Linked DNA regions of Homo sapiens: region 1 is linked to region 2. A link is an interaction called in ENCODE POLR2A ChIA-PET data of the cell type or tissue named here. Cell type or tissue: CD4-positive, alpha-beta T cell. All regions are shown on one strand. Links, peaks and the distances in the headings refer to the core of each region. The heading gives the core; the rest is flanking DNA.

Evidence for each region. Peaks named below come from ENCODE experiments on the same cell type or tissue, not always from the same donor. Only the 100,000 strongest peaks of a DNase experiment are listed, where the experiment ranks them.
Region 1: POLR2A ChIA-PET joins it to region 2 with 5 read pairs; 3 of 35 experiments call an interaction of 5 or more read pairs at or near these places.

What each region holds. Positions count from the first base shown.
Region 1 is chr4:102,972,256-102,976,654 of GRCh38, reverse strand. All of the region lies in intron 3 of SLC9B1 (solute carrier family 9 member B1), which reads left to right. Among named protein-coding and RNA genes, the nearest start is that of SLC9B1, 45 kb to the left of the region's middle. In CD4-positive, alpha-beta T cell, for the core only: no CTCF peak of the experiment used is centred there; no DNase peak of the experiment used is centred there.
Region 2 is chr4:102,875,968-102,880,366 of GRCh38, reverse strand. All of the region lies in intron 1 of CISD2 (CDGSH iron sulfur domain 2), which reads right to left. Among named protein-coding and RNA genes, the nearest start is that of CISD2, 9.2 kb to the right of the region's middle. In CD4-positive, alpha-beta T cell, for the core only: no CTCF peak of the experiment used is centred there; a DNase peak (open chromatin) is centred at 1,806.

The DNA.
Region 1 (4,399 bases), core at 136-4,135, 96 kb before region 2:
CTATTGAAATTTCATCTTTCAAGAACCTATGATTTTTTTCCAGATTTTCCAGTTTTACTTTGGCACTTATGCCATTTTAATTTGTACAACATTTCTGTCTTTTTTATTAAATTAATTGTAAGTTCCTTCAAAGCAGGTATTAGCTCTTTATGACTGGGACCTATCCTTGCATATAGTCTTTCAGAAACCATTTATTAAATTAGCTAATGCAATATAAATTAGTTATTGCTTCAAATGAGATGTCATGAAAACTATTGATGACTGTTAAGAAATGATAATATCTTTGAATTTCAGAAGAGACTTAATTTCTTGATTTTAAAGTAGAAGTTCAAAGTAAATCAATACTGATATCTACATTCAAGACCTAGAATATTACGTAGGCTAGTAAATGTTATCCTTCATCTCTGGAGTATGAAAACGACCGTAACTGGTGAAATTGCTGGGGTTTATCTGACTAAGTGTATTAACCAAATCCAGTGAACGTTTCTGTCTGCATCGTATTCAAGATCTTTCCAGCTTTTGACACCAATGATCACTCTCTTATTGAAACACTTGTCTTTTTTTTCTAATTCTGAGGCACCAACTGGTTTTCTTCTTCCCTCACTGCTTCTTCCTTTCTTGTCTTCCATATTCCATTCTTCTTTTCCTAACTTCTAAATACCAAATATCACTCAGGACTTAGACCTGGGCCTTTTCCTCTTTTCTTTTTATATAGTTTTTCTATGTGGTCTCATCAATGTCCAAGATATCATATTTATGCATGTGACCTTCTAATTTAAACATTATCTGGCCAGGCGTGGTAGTTCACACCTGTAATCCCAGCACTTTGGGGGCTGAGGCGGGCAGATCACCTGAGGTTGGGAGTTCAAACCAGCCTGGCCAACATGGTGAAACCCCATCTCTACTAAAAAATACAAAATTAGCCAGACATCATGGCATGCACCTGTAGTCCCAGCTACTCAAGAGGCTGAGGCAGGAGAATCGCTTGATCCCCAGGAGGCGGAGGTTGCAGTGAGCCGATATTGCACCACTGCACTCCAGCCTCAAAAAAAAAAAAAAAAAAAAAAATATATATATATATATATATATGTATATATAATCATTATAGATATAGTTGAAGCTTCCTGTGTACTATTTTCCAACCTCATTCCCCTCCTTTTCCTGGAGGTACCAACTATTCAGATAAAAGCAGAAATTAATGTCAGTAGCAGTGTGTTCATCATGTGTCTATGCCTTCATGACAAAGGAAGTTTAAAAACTTGAGTTCCTGGCTTCTACACTGGGAAAGTAATATTAATAATGTTAGAAATTCTCCAAACATGGGGTGACTTATTAAAACCTGCTCAGGCCAGGTGCCGTGGCTGATGCCTGTAATCCCAACACTTTGGGGCACCAAGGTGGAAGAATCATTTGAAGCCAAGAGTTTGAGGCTAGCCTGGGCAACATAGTGAGACTTCATCTCTACAAAATAAAAACTTTTTTAAAATTAGCTAGGCATTGTGGTGTGTGCCTGTAGTCCCAGCTACTCAGGAGGCTAAGGCAGAGGGTCCCTGGAGCCCAGGAGTTCAAGGATGCTGTGAGCTATATGATCATGCCAATATTCCAACCCAGGCAGCAGGGCAAGACCCTGTCTCTTTAAAAATAATAAAATAAAATAAAAGCTGCTTGGGCAAACTGTTAAATGTTTGCTTCTATTCCTGAGGTACCCAACGGGTCCAGAATTTTTTTAGAATACATTACTAGATTTACTATTATTTTATTTTAGATGTTTGTATCTAAGCTTAGTTTGGCCTCCAATTTTCTTGGATTATAATGATCTTAAATATTTATATTGCATTTATGTTAGCCTCACAAAATGAATTGAAGGTGTTCCCTCTTTTTCCATTCTCTGAAATTATTTTGATGTGATAGTGGTTATTTATATGTTCTTTGAATGTTTGGTAGAACTTTCATATTAAAGTATCTCATACTAGTGGGTGTTTTCTGAGAAAGTATTTACTGATTGAATTTTTAAAAATAGATACAGGAATATTCAGGTGTCCCATTTCTTCTTGACTAAGTGTTTATAAGTTATAGTAGCCAACGAAGTTGTTCATTTCACTTATGTTTTTAGACTGTTGTCATATAGTCATTTATAGTATTCACTTTATTTTTTCACTCATATTTTATGTTACATTTCATTTTTTATTCCTAATATTGCTTATTTATGCCTTCTCTTTTTAATTAATCAATCTTACCAGAAGTGTGTCTATTTTATTATTCTTTTCAAAGAATCAGCATTTGGTTTTGTGAATCTTGCCTATTGTTTTTTTGTTTTATAGTTTATTAATGTCTATTTCTACTTTTTGCCTTATTTCCTTTAATTTATTTTATTTAGGTTTACTCCGATTTTTTTTTTTTTTTTTTTTTTTTCAATTTTAGACAGAGTCTTGCTCTGTTGCCCAGGCTGGAATGCAGTGGCCCAATCTCGGCTCACTGCAACCTCTGCCTCCCCAGCTCAAGCAATTCTTCTGCCTCAGCCTCCTGAGTAGCTGGGATTATAGGCACCTGCCACCACACCCAGCTAATTTTTGTATTTTCAGTAGAGATGGGGGTTTCACCATGTTGGCCAAGCTGGTCTTGAACTCCCGACCTCAGGTAATCCGCCCGCCTTGACCTCCCAAAGTGCTGGGATTACAGGCCTGAGCCACCATGCCCAATCTCTTTTTCTCTTTCCAAACTTCCGAAGGTGGACGCTTAACTAATTTTCACCCTATTTTTCAATATAAACATTTAAAGATATAAATTACCCTTTCAGTACTGCCTCAGCTCTATCTCACAAGTTTTGTTATGTAGTATTTCACTTCCAAATATCTTCTGATTTTTGTTTTCATGTCTTCTTTGACTGAAAAATTATTTAAGGTATGCCTTTAGTTTGAAAATGAAAGAAATTTACATTTTTTTCTATTATAAATTGCATTTTAGTTACAGAGTATAAGCCACATGTTATAATGTTTGTTTATTTGTTGTGATTTGATTCATAGGCTAGTATAGGTTCAGTTCTCCTAAGACTTTATCAGGCTTCAAAGTATATATATTCTCTAATTTGAGCATATGGAAGTCTATATATTTCCTTTAAATTAAGCTTTTTTAATACGGTGGTTAAAATCTGAGATAATCTTACTACATTTTGATTTTCATTGACTCAGAGGTTTAAGTTTCTTCAAGGTTGAGGATTTAGCCATTTTTCTTTGTAATTCTGTCAATTTGTGCTTCATATATTTTAAGGTTGAATTGTTACTTGCATAGATGTCTTTACATAATGACTTTTATTCCTCAGAATGTTTTTTGTCTTATAGTTTTTGATATGAAAATAGCTATACCAGCCATATATTGGTTAATATTTGTTTTATTTATCATTTACTCTTCTCATACCTTCAGAATTTTGTGTCTTCATGTTTTTAACTATTACAGGTGATACCTGGATTTTCATGTTTTTAATCCAGTCTTCAAGTGTCTGTCTTTAACTAATTTAGACCATTTAAGTTTATTGTGGTTATTGATAAATTTATATTTATTTCTGTCATCATGTTTTGTGCTTTCTGTTAACCATATTATTTCTCTAATACTTTTCCCCAATGCATTCTGTTAGATTGATCAAGGTTTTTCCCCTCTATTTGTTTAAAAGTTGTATGTTCTAGTTCTATTCTATTCACGATTACCCTTGAAATTTAATATGTGTACTTGAATTAACAAGTAATTAAAAAATTAATTTTAAAATTAAAATCACGTTTCATCTTGAAGGATGCATTAATTTTGATCACCCTCATTTGTCTCCAACTTATGGTTTTCCAGTACTTTTGTTCCAATTTATATTTTATCAGCTTTTTTGAGGTATAATATACAGACCACAAAATTTATTTATTTTAAATGCACATTTTGATGAGTTTTGGTAAATTTATAGAGTTGTACAACAATTACAAAAATTCAGTTTTTGAATACTTACATAATCTCAAAAAGTTTCCTCATGCTTATTTGCATTAAATCCTCCCTCCCACCTACCCAAGTCCCAAGTAACAAATGATCTGCTTTTTTTATAGTTTTGCCTTCCATGAAAAGTTACATAGATTGGCCAGGCACAGTGGCTCACACCTGTAATCCTAGCACTTTGGGAGGCCGAGGCGAGCAGATCACCTGAGCCCAGGAGTTCAAGACTAACCTAGGCAACATGGTGAAACCCCATCTCTACTAAAAATACAAAAATTAGCTGGGCATGGTGGCACACCTGTCAGCTACTCGAAGGCTGAAGTGTGATGGATTACGTTTATTGATTTGTGTATATTGACCCAGGCTTGCATCCCAGGGATGAAGCCGACTTGATAGTGGTGGTTAAGCTCTTTGATGTGCTGCTGGATTCGGT
Region 2 (4,399 bases), core at 306-4,305:
ACTTAATGGTATGTCAGATTATTATATTATTTCCCCAACTCCTTAATATCAGTTGGAAACATAAATTTTAATGGCTGCATCTACCTATCATGTTCCCCACTCACAATATAAGAGATACAAGGGGGCTGGGCGTGGTGGCTTACGCCTGTAATTCCAGCACTAAGGGAGGCTGAGGTGGGCAGATCACTTGAGGTCAGGAGTTCGTGACCAGCCTGGCCAACATGGTGAAATCCCAACTCTACTAAAAATACAGAAAATTAGCTGGGCATGGTGGCACACGCCTGTAATCCCAGCTACTCAGGAGGCTGAGGCAGGAGAATCACTTAAATCCCGGAAGTGGAGGTGGCAGTGAGGTAAGATCTCACCACTGCACTCCAGCCTGGGAGACAGAGAAGAGACTCTATCTCAAAAAAATAAAAAAAATAAAAAATAAAAGAAAAAGAGAGATACAAGGGCAGGGACCTTATTTGTCTGATCATCTGTGTCCCCAGTGTCTATATAACGTCTGGCTCAATTTATTTAACTTACTTTTGTTTGAAGTGTTTAATTTACAGTTCAGTTTATTGAGCTTTGTGCTTTTTGTTTGTTTGTTTTTGAGATGGAGTCTCGCTCTGTCGCCCAAGCTGGAGTGCAGTGGCATGATCTTGGCTCACTGCAACCTCTGCCTCCCGGGTTCAAGCGATTCTCCTGCCTCAGCCTTCTGAGTCACTAGGATTACAGGTGCCTGCCAAAACGCCCTGCTAATTTTTATATTTTTAGTAGAGATGGGGTTTCACCATGTTGGCCAGGCTGGTCTCAAACTCCCATCTGCCTGCCTCAGCCTCCCAAAGTGCTGAGATTACAGGCATTAGCCACCGCACCTGGCCAAGCTTTGTGTTTGTGAAGCGCTCAGTTTGATGAGTTTTGTAACTATATGGACCTATAAACACCACCTAAGACAAAATACATTTCCATTGCCCCAGAAAGTTTGCTCTTGTAGTACTTTCCCAATCAATCCCCCCCTTCTGATTTTTATTAAGTGCTTACTAAACATTTTCTGAAAGAATAAATCAATTTCTCATTGTTAAACAAATTTTTACTATATAATTATTACTATAAAAATTAAATATTTACTATATAATTATTAAGTATCTACTAATATGGTTTGGCTCTGTGTCCCCATCCAAATCTCATCTCAAATTGTAATCCCATAATCCCCACGTCAAGGGAGGAACCTGGTGGTTGGTGATTAAATCATCAAGGCAATCTCCCCCATGCTGTTCTCCTGATAGTGAGTTCTCATGAGATCTGGTTTTAAAATGGGCTCTTCCTGCTTTGCTCTTCACTCTTCTCTCCTGCCTCGTGAAAAAGGTGCCCCTTCCACCATAATTGTAAGTTTCCTGAGGCCTCCCTAGTCATGCGTAACTGTGAGTCAATTAAACTTATTTCTTTTATAAATTACCCAGTTTGGGGTAGTATTTTTATTTTATGTTTTTATTTCTTTTATAGCAGTGTGAAAGCTAATACAGTAAATTGCTACAACAGAGAGTTGGGTACTGCTATAAAGATACCTGAAAATGTGGAAGCAATTTTGGAACTGGGTAACTGGCAGAGGTTGGAACACTTTGGAGGGCTCAGAAGACAGTAAGATGTGGGAAAGTCTGGAACTTCCTAGAGACTTATTGAATGGTTTTGACCAAAATGCTGACAGTGATATGGACAATAACATCCAGGCTGACGTGGTCTCAGCTGGAGATGAGGAACTTACTGGGAAATGGAGCAAAGGTCACTCTTGCTATGCTTTAGCAAACAGACTGGTGGCATTTTGCCCCTGCCCAAGAGACTGATGAAACTTGAGAGAGAGATGACCTGAAATCGGAACTTAGGTTTAAAAGGGAAGCAGAGCATAAAAGTTTGGAAAATTTGCAGTCTGATGATGCAACAGAAAAGAAAAACCCAGCTGGGTGCTGGTGGCCCATGCCTGTAATCCTAGCACTTTGGGAGGCTGAGGCGGGCAGATCATGAGGTCAAGACATCGAGACCGTCCTGGCCAACATGGTGAAACCCCGTCTCTACTAAAAATACAAAATTAGCTGGGCATGGTGGTGCACACCTGTAGTTCTACTCGGGAGGCTGAGGCAGGAGAATCACTTGAACCCAGGAGGCGGAGGTTGCAGCAAGCTGAGATTGTGTCACTGCACTCCAGCTTGGGTGACAGTGTGAGACTCTGTCCCCCTCCTTCCCCCCGCCCCCCCAAAAAAAAGAAAAACCCATTTTCTGGGGAGAAATTCAAGCTGGCTGCAGAAATTTGCATAAGTAACAAGGAGCCAAATATTAATTGCCAAGACAATGGGGAAAATGTCTCCAGGACATGTCAGAGGTCTTCACAGCAGGCCCTTCCATCACAGGCCCAGAGGCCTAGAAGGAAAAAATGGTTTTGTGGGCCAGGCCCAGGGCTTTGCTGCTTTGTGCAGTATTGGGACTTGATGCCCTGTGTCCCAGCCATGGCTAAAAGGGGCCAACATACAGCTTGAGCCACTGCTTCAGAGGGAGCAAGCCACAAGCCTTGGTGGCTTCCATGTGGTGTTGGGCCTGTGGGTGCATAGAAGTCTAGAATTGAGGTTTGGGAACTTCACCCTAGATTTCAAAGGATGTATGGAAACACCTGGATGTCCAGGCAGAAGTCTACTGCAGGGGTGGAGCCTTCATGGAGAACCTCTGCTAGGGCAGTGCAAAGGGGAAATGTGGGGTTGGAGCCCTCACACAGAGTCCCCACTGTGTCACTGCCTGGCAGAGCCATGAGAAGGCGGCTACCTGCTCCAGACCCCAGAATGGTATATCTAACAACAGCTTGCACCATGCATCTGGAAAAGCCGCAGGCACTCGATGCCAGCCCTTGAAGGAGCTGCCCAAGGCCATGGGAGCCTACCCCTGGCATCAGTGTTCTCCAGATGTGACATGGGGTCAAGGAGAACATTTTGGAGCTTTATGATTTAATGACTGCCCCACTGGATTTCAGACTTGCATGGGCCCTGTGGCCCTTCTGTTTTGGCCAATTTTGCCCATTTGGAATAGGTGTATTTACCCAGTGCCTGTACTGCCATTGTATCTTAAAAGGAACTAACTTATGTTTTATTTTACTGGCTCATAGGTGGAAGGGACTTGCCTTGTTTCAGATGAGACTCTGTACTGTGGACTTTTGAGTTAATGATGAAATGAATTAAGACTCTGGAGGACTGTTGGGAAGGCATGATTGATTTTGAAATGCAAAATGAATGTGAAATTTGGGAGGAGCCAGGGGTGGAATAATATGGCTTGGCTCTGTGTCCCCACCCAAATCTCACCTCTTATAATCCCCATAATTTCCACATGTTGAGGGAGGAAACTGGTGGGAGGTGATTGGATCATGGGAGTGGTTTTCCCCATGCTGTTCGCATGAGATCTGGTTTTATAAGGGGCTCTTGCCCTTTCACTCCTCACTCTTCTCTCTCCAGCCTCCTTGTGAAGAAGGTGTCTGCGCTCCCTTCTACCATGACCGTAAGTTTCCTAAGGCCTACCTAGCCATGCAGAACTGTGAGTCAACTAAACCTCTTTCCTTTATAAATTACCCATTCTTGGGTATTATCTTTTTTTTTTTTCCAGATGGAGTCTTACTCTGTCACCACGCTGGAGTGCAGTGGCATGATCTTGGCTCACTGCAATCTCCACCTCAGGGGTTCAAGTGATTCTCCTGCCTCAGCCTCCTGAGTAGCTGGGATTACAGGTGTGCATCACCAAACCCAGCTAATTTTTTTGTATTTTTAGTACAGATGGGGTTTCACCATGTTGACCAGGATGGTCTCGATCTCCTGACCTCATGATCTGCCCACCTTGGCCTCTCAAAGTACTGGGATTACAGGCATGAGCCACAGCACCTGGCCTCTTGAGTAGTTACCTTTATAGCAGTGTGAAAACAGACTAATACACCTACTATGTAGAGATACTGTGCTAAATGCAAATACAGTAGCTGTCTTATTTATATCTATGTAACCAGTGCTTAGTAATTTGCACATAACAGGACTTCAGTAAACAACTAATTCAGTTTATCTGTGGTATAAATCCAGATTTTCATATACTTGGAACCAGGTTTCTTTTGTCTGTAAAGCAGGAATAACAACTGTAAGCTCATTTGTTCAACAATATTTACTTAGTACCTACCACACTCCACAAACTGCACTATGTGGGGATACAGGCTAATAGATAAGGTCCCTTCTCTCATAGGGTATATATTTCAGAGGACAGAGACTATAAACAAGTGAACAAATAAACAAGATGATCACAGACTATAGTAACTGTTATAAAGGAAATAAAGGATGACATAAGAGAAAAACTAACCTGGGGCAAAGCAGTAGGGTGGCTGCAATTTTAGGTAAGGGGTCAG